Regions from separate parts of the Homo sapiens genome. Here all the other regions are linked to region 3. Evidence: chromatin contacts called from ENCODE Hi-C or POLR2A ChIA-PET data. All regions are on one chromosome and are shown on one strand. Each heading gives the region's core, a stretch centred on a gene start or an enhancer-like site at or near the end of the contact. The rest is flanking DNA. Distances are from core to core; before and after follow the strand shown. Region 1 overlaps SGK1 (serum/glucocorticoid regulated kinase 1). Region 2 holds the start of ALDH8A1 (aldehyde dehydrogenase 8 family member A1). Region 3 has its middle 100 kb from the start of LINC03002.

Region 1 (3,160 bases), core at 70-2,569, 370 kb before region 3:
ATTATTCTTATTCAGATAGTTTTGGGCTTGAAGTCTGGTAACTGTTCTTGCTTTGTCTCCAACGTTGTAGTTTAAAATCAATCTTTTTACTCTGGCTTACTTTCAATGTCTCTTTTGCCAAGTAGATTTAACTTTAGGGTTACTGTGAACAGGATTTAAACAGATGATAAATCTATTCAAATATATTTGTAAGTTGTATGCCTGGACTAAGAATCTTTGTATCTTGAAATGTATATCTCCCCTGACTCCCTGAACACCCGCACTCTAGAGCTTGAGTTATGGCCAACAAAATAAAATTTTTTTTAAATATTCTTTTTTCATGTTATTTTTATTTCTTTTTGTTTTTTATTTTTATATTTTCTTTTTCTTTTTTTTAATATGTTACAGTCTGAATATGTTCATAGTGACTTTTCTGTTTGTTTGGTTGGTTTTTTTTACAGAGATACAGTCTCACTCTATTCCCTTTGTTGGAGGGCTGTGGCACGATCATAGCTCACTTCAACCAAGAGCTCCTAGGCTCAAGCTATCCTCTCGCCTCAGCCTCCCAGTTACCTGGGACTACAGATGCGCGCCACCACGTTCGGCTATTTATTTTTTGGAGAGACGGTGTCTCATTATGTTGCCCAGGCTGGTCTTGAACTCCTGGTCTCAAGTGATCCTCCTGCCTTGGCATCCCAAAGCTCTGGGATTACAGACATGAGCCATTACACCTGGCCAGAATAAAATTATTAAAGGGACATACTATTTATTTAATAAAATAAGTAAACTATAAGTAAGAAGGAAAATAAAGCATATGAATGATCAGGATCATTGCGGGTGGAGGGCTCAATTTTAAACAGTATGAGCCAGGATACTATCGGATACTCCCTCTCTGTCCACACAGAATGTAGCAAGGGATATGGAGAAATACTCCCTTTCTCCAGAAGCATCAGAGAAAAAGTGTTACTTACAAAAATGAATCCAGCAACACATTTCTAACCGGACTGTTGCTGAATTTTACTGCATGCTTTGTCTTAAAAAGGTTTTGTCTCCATTGGCTTAGTCCTTATACTGGCTTCAACGTGTCCCTTCTTTATGACTCCTTGACACTTTTCACCAGCTTTGAAGCCTCACAAGTGATTTTTACAGGCCCAATTAAGGACAGAGTTTACGATGTTTGCTTGCTCTTGAGAGAGTGGCTGGACCGACCCAGTGAATGCACAGGAGTTAGGCAAGGTGCCCTTCAAAACTGCTGAGTAGAGAAATCCTCCCACGGCCCCTCGGGGAATTCAAGCTACAACTGGCCCATTGTGTTTCCTCAGGCTGCGGATTGCTTTACTGGAGGGAGTAGCTGACTGTGAGTGGCTTTGGGAGCCCTTCATAACAATGGCTGGAGGAGAGCTGCAGCAGCTGTGTGTGCGAGAAACACGAATGCCCGGATGCCAGCGGCAGCCTGGGCTCCTGGGCCTCCTGGGCCACCTGGGCCCTAGTTTTATTCAGAGCTACACAACTGTTTGTGAAGCGCATTGTAAACAAACATAGACGGGGTGAGACATCCTCTTTATCCTGAATAAATCAAGAATTCCCAGGCCGGGCGCTGTGGCTCATGCCTGTAATCCCAGTACTTTGGGAGGAGGCGGGCGGATCACGAGGTCAGTAGATCGAGACCATCCTGGCTAACACGGTGAAACCCCGTCTCTACTAAAAATACAAAAAAAATTGCCGGGCGTAGTGGAGGGTGCCTGTAGTCCCAGCTACTCGGGAGGCTGAGGCAGGAGAATGGCGTGAACCCGGGAGGCGGAGCTTGCAGTGAGCTGAGATCGCGCCACTGCACTCCAGCCTGGGCGACAGAGCGAGACTCTGTCTCAAAAAAAAAAAAAAAAAAAATTCCCTCACTTGGGGTTTATAGGAGACTGTTCTCCAAACCACACCAGACTTTTAGAAGCAACTACCTCTACAGATACCGGGGTGAACCAGTAAGGCCCTTCATTTAACTAGACAGAAACTGAGTGAACAGTGGGTAAACAAAATATTCAACCAAATTCTTTGCTAAATCCAGTCCACCTTGGTTTTATTAATGTCTTTACTTGGAAAAAAAAAAAAAAAAAGCCATCCAAAAGCAATCCCTCAGTCTAGAAAATTGCCAGATGTGATTAAAGAGATTGGCTGGCTTCTAGGGATTTTCCACTTGTGGTTTTTTCCTATTATCTAAGAGCAAACAGATATTACTATTAATTTAAAATAGTTTAGCTGATAATGATATCAACCGATACAGGAAAATTATAGAGAGTTTAGGTACTTAGGTGTGAACTCAGGTGGCAACACCTACTCTCATTGGCCCCCGTCCTTTTAGGGGGAAGAGCTGACTCTCTTAAAAAGCCAAGAGAGCTTGAAGTTGCCTTCTGTAATTTCCAAACAGGCATTTTTTTTTTTTAATTATAGAGAACTGACTTTGCTTACTTGACGCCTCAATAACTTTCAATTTCGAGAGAGTCAGCCCAGTTTTCTAGTGAAATTACTTGGATAGGTCAATAGATTATAAAAAGGGAGGCCAGGTGAGGTGGAGGCCGAGGCAGGTGGATCATTTGAGGCCAGGTGTTAAAGACCAGGCTGGCCAACATGGTGAAACCCCGTTTCTACTGAAAACACAAAAATTAGCCACCATGGTGGCGTCCACCTGTAATCCCAGCTACTAGGGAGGCTGAGGCAGGAGAATCCCTTGAACCCAGGAGCCGGAGGTGGCAGTGAGCCAAGATCGTGCCACTGCACTCCAGCCTGGATGAAAGAGTGAGACTCTGTCTCAAAAAAAAAAAAAAAGAGAGAGAGAAAGTAAGAGACCTGCATGCCTATGCCTCTCCCAGAGGGTGCATGCTAGCAGGTTAGTTACGGCATGAGTGTAATTTAGGAGAAGGCTCCTGGAAGCAAATTCATCTCACACTGATACTGGAGCCTGAAGCTGCTTCATAGCATGTCTCCTAAAATATAACAGTGCTGTAATATTCAGTAATATTAATCAGATATCTTCACCCCAGCTATATGTCATCATCATGTATCTGTCTTTTCTCTCTCTCTTTTTTTTTTTTGAGACGGAGTTGTACTTTTGTTGACCAGGCTGGAGCGCAATGGCGCGATCTCAGCTCACTGCAACCTCCGCCTCCCGGGTTCAAGCAATTCTCCTGCT
Region 2 (3,592 bases), core at 190-2,689, 310 kb after region 3:
ATATTTTTCAAGCCGGAAAAAACTATGACTTATGGGATCAGATAGGATATTTGGAAGTTGGATTGCTGAGAAACTGAACATATCTATTACTCTACTAGCTAGCGCATCCATAGCTCATTCTATTTTCTAAAAAGTTATGAGCCATTAGCTGCAGGAAATATTTCAGCTGAATTTGGCATGTTTGTCATTTTTAACTTCACTTTGGCAAACAAGGAAGAGTGGAAAACACAAAGCTGGATTTCCCAGAGCTGTGTTAAGTCATTTGAAGCAAACAAAATTGCAGTTTATAATTTAACCAATGCATTAACCAACATTTGCAAACATTAATCCCTAAGTCTGAAGGTTTACTTTAAATGCAAGACAGATTTGAAGTATTAACAAAAAAGAAAAAAAATAGCAATGTTCTTAAAAAAAAACTTTGCATGGAATATATATTTTTATAGGAAGACTATATTTTAAATAATCTAGTTATTTGTGCCTTAAAAAGAATAAATTATAATTCATAAGGCATTAGATGACTATATATACATCAGCTACATTTACCACTTCAGATATATTTACATTCTCAGTGCAATAATTGATAGCTAATCAAATATATCTCAAATATTTTACAAAATTCTCCAAGTAAAATTAATTCTACATCACCAAAAAAATGTAATGCATATGCCATTAAACACTTTGGATAAGAAAAAAGACGCTGTTAAATCTAACTCCAAAAATATATGGGAATTTGATTTTGAGTTTCATCATTCAAATGATTGATTTTATTTTACTAGGTATTTTGAAGACATGACAAATTATGAGAAGACAATCTAAAACAAAGCCCACAGTTTTTTGCTTGTTTGTTTATTTTAGTAAAGCTATACTTTTTTTTTAATTCCATGGATATAGTGGTAAATTTAAGCAGTGCGTGGTGGAGAAAAGGGAATATTTAACAAAGTGATAGCTCTTACAAATAATACTTTGTACTAGACACTGATTAGGAAATGTTTGAGAATTGCAAAAAAAAACTGCACACAGGGCTGTGTTAGGTTGGCTAGAAAAATGACTTACTTTCTGCATATAGGAAGAGATTTGTTCTAGGTATCATACAGTCCAGTTACAAGGTACATCTTCTGAGAACTAGAATCTTCCTTCTATCATGTTTAACAATCCTACATCTTCCCCCAACTCCCTCTGCTTTTAGAAAACTGTTACCCATAATTGGCCAACATATTAAACACATTTCAGTCTTCTTTAAGTGCATATACTCACCTCGTCTTTTCCACTATTTGGCACTCTGCAATACACTTCCCCTGTTGATGGGTCGTAAGAATCTATATATGAGCTACAAGGTAAAAATTTTCCATCTATGAAGTTTTCCAGCATCAAAAGTGCGTTTGTTCCAGCCATAGCAAGGAAAAATTCTGCCTTTCCTCTTTACGACTGAGCACTCAGGTTGTCCCCACCACTGTCTGGACTCCTGAGTGAGCCTCCCCCTTCCCAGCCCCCATCTTCCCCTTTACCAATCAGTGAATGTGGGAGGGCACCTGACGCTCTCAGAGAGCATTCCAGTCTCCAAACTCAGAACTAAGAGAGTGGCTGAATGTTTCACAGACTTCTAGTACATTACCTGACATGGATAATTGTGTGTAAAAGTAACAGCTACTTACTTATGTGTTCATAGCCCTTTAAATCATCAGAAGGCATCTGTGCATGTGATTTTATTGGGTTCACACCGTAAACTGTTCATTGCTCAAACACTGATTGGATGCCAGGCCCCAAAGCAAGTCCTTTACATGAATTTACTCGTTTATTCCACACAACAATCCTATATGAAGTAACCATTACTTCCTCTCTTTTATAGAAGAAACTGAGCCTTGGAGAGGTTAGACCATTTTTCCAAGGTCACATAGTTAGCAGGGGATGAACTGTAGCCCTTTAATCTCCAAATCATATACTTTTTCCTCAATGCATCACTGCTTACCCTGCAGAGGTAACTGAAGACAGATGCCCTCTTTCCGTGGCTCATCTGTGTTTCTTTACCTTGGCTGCCCTCTCTTGGAAGAGCTGTCTCTCCATCCCAAAACCGGGGCCACAGTGGCTGCTCACATCTTCCTAGATGTGCCATGGAGATAAAGACAAGCCAAAAACATGTGTGACACATATAGCAAGGGCTTCAGATCCCTGATGTAGCTGAGAATTTCTACAAATTGGTAAGAGAAATGAGCACCCCAACAGAAAAGATAAGCAAAGATACAAAAAAGCAATCCATAGGAAAAGGAACACAATTGGCTAATGAATATATTAACAATGTTCAGCCTTGTTGTTAAGCAAGGAATGTGAAATACAGAGGTGGCCTGATTTGCCAATCATACTGGAGAGCATTTTTAAAGATTGAGAACATCTACTCTGTGAGGATGTGGAGAATCATCCCTAGTCCATAGGCGGGAGGGTTCACAGAACACTGCTTGGGGCAATTTGTCAGGGTCTGGTCAATTTCTCTTCTAGGAATCTCTCCTACAGAATTACGTGCTCATGAACAAGTACATAAGTCACAGGACATCCTTTTTTATCATAATTTAAAAATCAAAACAACCTAAAGTCCATCAATTGGAGAATATTAGAGTATAATTGTTATATTCTTAACAGGGAATACTACTTAGACATTAGAAGGATGCATTGTTAAGTGAAAAAATAAAACTAGTGAATAATATATACAGCATAGTTTCTTTGGCTATTTACATGGTTGACAGGAAGCCGTTTTAAACTGCTTGGATATTTTATGGCAAGCCTATATTACTTTTATAATTATGATTTATAGTTATAATTCAGTTGAAGGTTAGGTACCAATATTCTAAAATTCATTGATCACATGAGGGCACTTGCTGGCCGTGCACCTCCTTAGGCCCTCTCTGCTTCCATCTTTATTGGTCTCTAGATATTCTCCAAAATTCTTGCTGAGACTTCTGACAAGCATGGTGTGGCTGATTCTGGGAGGCCCAGAGCAGCTGGAGTCTGGAGCTGGCGCCGTTGCCTGTCGCTGGAGAGTCGCTGACAGGGACTGGAGACAGAAGGTAGTCTCAGGCTTTTTCTGGTGCTGCCCACGGTCAGGTCAGCTGGAAACAGAATGAGAGAAATACGCAGGTCCCAGCCCTGGCACCACAGAGTGAAGTACCAAGAAGTGAGCTTGGTGCTGAGAGACAGTGAGTACCACCCGGTGTGTGCATAAAGACTTCTGTAGCCCATCTTCCTGGGTCTCCAACAACTCTGCCTAATGTTGATGGACTCATCAGAATGTTTGTCTTTTTGTACAGAGTGCAAAAGATTCTAATGGGAGGACTATGGAAGGGAGATCTTTTTGAAGAAAGGACTTTACCCAGGATAGCATGAGAGAGGAATTTTCTGCCACGTGACAGTAGAAGAGGACAGAAGCCGGACACGGTGCTTCTAAAGAGTGCCTGGTGCTGATCAGAACTCCCCACACAAGATCAGTCCCAGTGGCAGAGCAGGCGTGTCTGTCAGTTACAGTGGCCTCCTTGTGCCATTTTCTTGTGCCATTGGCTGCTCAAGCTGGGCCTTCGCTGGTTTTTCTTTTTCTTTTTTTTTTTTT
Region 3 (3,676 bases), core at 548-3,047:
GGGTTGAAAGTGAATTTACTTTGAGGCATTAGGTTCTTTGGTATGGGCAACTATGATTCAATTTATTAGAAGGATATTGGTGACCACAACACACCAAATCAATGGAAGTCTGAAGGAGCAGTTCCAGAAGTAGAATAGGAACAAGGAAAGAGACTTTTGGCAGGAACAGTTTCTTCCCTCCTTGTATCTGGGTTGAAAGTCCAGTTGACCAGGCTTAGATCTTAGAAGGCCTTCCCTCCAGATCCTTTCAACAGAAAGAATCTGTCCAGAGGCTACTCTTTACTTTCATTGAGGAAGAACAGATTATCTGAATTTTCTGATCTACTAGAACTCTCCACAATGGGGGAAAAGCAAATCCTCCAAAGGAAATGGAAGATGTTGATAGGAAGTGGAGATGGATGTTGGGTGACCAATATTAACAAAGGTCCCTACGGACAGACTTGTTTCCATATTTGACTCTGCCACTTGCTATACAAATTACTCCACTTTCCCAAGTCTATTGTAAAATGAAGGTAATGGTAAACCCAACTCCACAGGATTGCTATGAAATATAAATATAGCAATGTTTATAAAGTGCCCAGCATAATAACTGTCACATAAGTATGTCTATTAAGTTTCAGTAAATCAAACTTTCCTTTCTTATTTCAGTGATGCCTGTGTTAGGCTTTTCTATATTAGCTCCATGTATATTTACTTATATATTTCTTACATTCATGTGTATTAGTATTTTATTATCAAAGTATGTACTTCCAGAGAAAAAAGATCATGCCTCACTTTAACCAGTGCCATTTGCTTTTGATGATGACAGTGACAATAACAATAATAACAGGGAGGCATTGTCCTAGTAATTAGTTTTAAGTACTTTTTGAGACTTTAAAAATAATCTACATAATATGGTATTTATACACATAGTCAATGGTTATAGTTATGTTTAGCATATAGGTATCCATTTTCTTTTTCATGGTCACGCTGAGGGACCCTGATGACACATAGACCATATTGCCCTTACAAGGCTCTTAATGACAGAATGGTTGGCATAGCCTTACTTTCCTAAATAGTTTGCTGATTCACTTGTTCCATTTTTAGACATCAGCAGATCGGCATTGGTGACATCTGCTAATTATTTGGTTTGACTCGTGACTGGCATGAGACTTCCATCTGCATCAATCAGTAAGACATGATTAGTGTGAGGTTAATACCACCCAATCCATGACCAATTTGTTGTAATGAGAAGCCTTGTTTATTTATCGGTTTTCCCCAGAGGTAATCATTTGTTGGAAACATAGCTGCCAAAAGTCACATTGTCTTCGTATTAATAGCTTATCAACTCTCAAATTGCATTGACCTACCCAATTACATATTTAAGACCTTCTGCACCTCTCTTACGGTTTCCACCTCTCATTTCTACCTGGAAACAGTCTTGGAAGACAGCTGAAGACTGTGCTTCTATGGTTCGTCCTTCCTTGTTTCCCTAGTACAATATTTTGAGACATCCCCTCAAATGGCCCTCTTCTTTCTAAACCATCATCATGTGACAGTCACAGCTTCATTAAGACATGTTAGTTACGCTTCCTGGTTTAATTCAGAGTGAATTAAATCATACTCAATAAACTCACCAAGAGTTTTGTTGGTTTCTTGTGTAATGCTTGGGTAAGATTAGAAAGGCAATGACCTCCAATCATGGTAGTAGCTAATTCCTTGTTTAATACTTTAGGTCAAAGTGAGTGCACATTTCACCATTTTGTGGTCTACCAGAGCAAACACAGAAGAATGCTTTCTGCCCCCTGGTGCTCATTGTCTGCTACTGCAGCAGATGAGTCAGCTGAGATATGTTCCAGACAGAAGCAGAAGGAATTGTGTCTCTACTGCTTATAGCACATGAGCAAAGCCACAACTTTTCAGTGCGTCACATGTCAGATACCTCCTAAATATGCAAGTGTCAGGGAAATGAATGAAGAGGATCTCTCAATTCTGTAACAGGAAGCACCACTGGGGAGAATGGCAGAGGCTCTGGGCTCTGGCTCTTGTTGCTTCATTAGCCTCTCATCTGGGAGCCCTCTGGGGTGCTGGCTGGTCCACCCTGGCCATGTCTGGGTCTCTTGATTATGCCAGGTTATTCCCTGACTCAACACACTGACATGTGCTTCTCTCTCTGCCTAAAAACTTCCTCACCCCCTTCATCTCCTAAATCGTATCTCTCCTTCAGAATGTAGCTGAAGGGCCACCTTCACAGGAAAGTCTCAATCAGGACTTCCTTAAATCTTCTCATACCACCTGATTCTTCTCCTTCAAGGCACCCATTACGATTGTAATTGAATAACTAAATTGTTTAATGAATGTACAATCTGCTAAAATGTAAGCCCCTCTAAGGTCTTATTTACATTTGCATTTCCCATAGGTGTACAACATAATTTTTAAATGAATGAATGAATTCTGAAGCGAAAACATAACATTCTTAAATTTGACAGCCCTTTTGTTTGCAGATAAACCAAAGCCAGGCTTATCCTGGAGTATAATTTCAAAGATAACCAGGGGAAGAAGAGAGGAGAAGATAGGGAAGGGGTGGGACTGAATTGGGTCAAGGTTCTCTTCATTCTGTCTCACCAAGGAATAGTTGTACGCTAATGTAATTAAATGCCAAAACTAGCTTGCAGAAACTTTTCTCTTTTCTCAAAGTTCTCTAAGTTTACAAAGAGTAAGCATGCTTTTCAAATCCTACTTATTTTTTATCCTTTGCCTATAGTATGGATCCACCCTCCAAGACTCTGAAAGTTTTTAATTGTAGTATCTGTGCATGGAACATAAGCTTAATTACTAAGGCAATGCCCATTGCTTTGTAGGGCCACGAACAATGCTTTTCATTACTGGGCATAAAGTACTCTGTTGTTATTTTCTCTATAGCCTTATATTGGAATAAGCAATAATTGTAGTTTATTCTTTACAGATGGAGGCAATAAGCACAGACAGATCTGGAACCCTTGCCTACTGTGACATACAGCCGCAGTAGCAGGCAAGCCTGGGTCAGCTCCAGAGCGGCAATGGAGGGAAATTCCCAGGACTCTGGGTGTCTTGGAAGTTTCCAAGGCCTGCAACTGATCACAGATCCTGGTTTTCCTCCCATTGGCTAAAAAGATAATAAATACAAGTTACAGCTTGACTACTGTCTGAAAAAATCTTGTAATGGTTAATGGAAGAAAGAAGAGAAAGTCCAGATGTTTGTTTTTTTTCCCTGCTTAGTGTGAGTTGAATGCTAACTTGAGACTAGGTCTAAAGTAGATCAGAAAATGCTTTCTCTTTATAAGTCAATTCATACCAGAAAAAATATAGGACACAGACAATGCCCAATAGTTACACTGGGACATGGAAATGGAGAGGAAGGGGAGTAACACTTGTGGGGTTGATATTATCATTTCATCATCTATCTGAAATATCGCACAAGGGAGGGAAAACTGAAACAGTAAAAGCCACATACAGATTCCACTGTTTTTAACATTACATTTGTTTCTCATTCATTTAACTTTCAATAAATATTTATTGAAAACTCGCAATATACTAAGCTTTGAAAACACAACAAAGAATAAAATGAAGCCCTTGGTCTTTTGGACTTTACTTTTCATGGGCAGGGTACAGATAGAGAACAAGGCGGAATAATGTTCAAGTAAATAAGCCAGGTAAT

What was found. A loop is a pair of places that touch in the nucleus more often than their neighbours do. ChIA-PET counts read pairs that join two places held with the same protein, here RNA polymerase II (POLR2A). Pooled maps may share reads with other maps.
Region 1: POLR2A ChIA-PET joins it to region 3 with 13 read pairs in T-cell. The contact joins two enhancer-like sites. POLR2A ChIA-PET finds 5 or more read pairs at or near these places in 4 of 52 experiments (AG04450, GM10248, OCI-LY7 and 1 more).
Region 2: a map of heart right ventricle shows a loop between it and region 3 (3-fold over the local background). The contact joins the promoter of ALDH8A1 here to the enhancer-like site in region 3. A Hi-C loop is called at or near these places in 20 of 168 maps with a recorded cell type or tissue (B cell, CD4-positive, alpha-beta T cell, CD4-positive, alpha-beta memory T cell and 13 more), 25 of 37 single-sample maps with no recorded cell type and 32 of 50 pooled maps.

Annotation. Positions count from the first base shown.
Region 1 is chr6:134,266,877-134,270,036 of GRCh38, forward strand. The region is part of intron 1 of SGK1 (serum/glucocorticoid regulated kinase 1); the gene reads right to left. Among named protein-coding and RNA genes, the nearest start is that of SGK1, 50 kb to the right of the region's middle. Within about 2 kb of position 1,320, at least 5 of the 41 ENCODE cell types and tissues checked have a DNase peak (open chromatin) inside an H3K27ac peak, as active enhancers do.
Region 2 is chr6:134,948,662-134,952,253 of GRCh38, forward strand. ALDH8A1 (aldehyde dehydrogenase 8 family member A1) reads right to left here and starts at 1,440. Exons shown (of 7, transcript NM_022568.4): 1 at 1,255-1,440. The coding sequence starts at 1,392.
Region 3 is chr6:134,639,339-134,643,014 of GRCh38, forward strand. No RefSeq gene overlaps it. Among named protein-coding and RNA genes, the nearest start is that of LINC03002, 100 kb to the left of the region's middle. Within about 2 kb of position 1,798, at least 11 of the 41 ENCODE cell types and tissues checked have a DNase peak (open chromatin) inside an H3K27ac peak, as active enhancers do; they include heart right ventricle, where a contact is called at or near this core.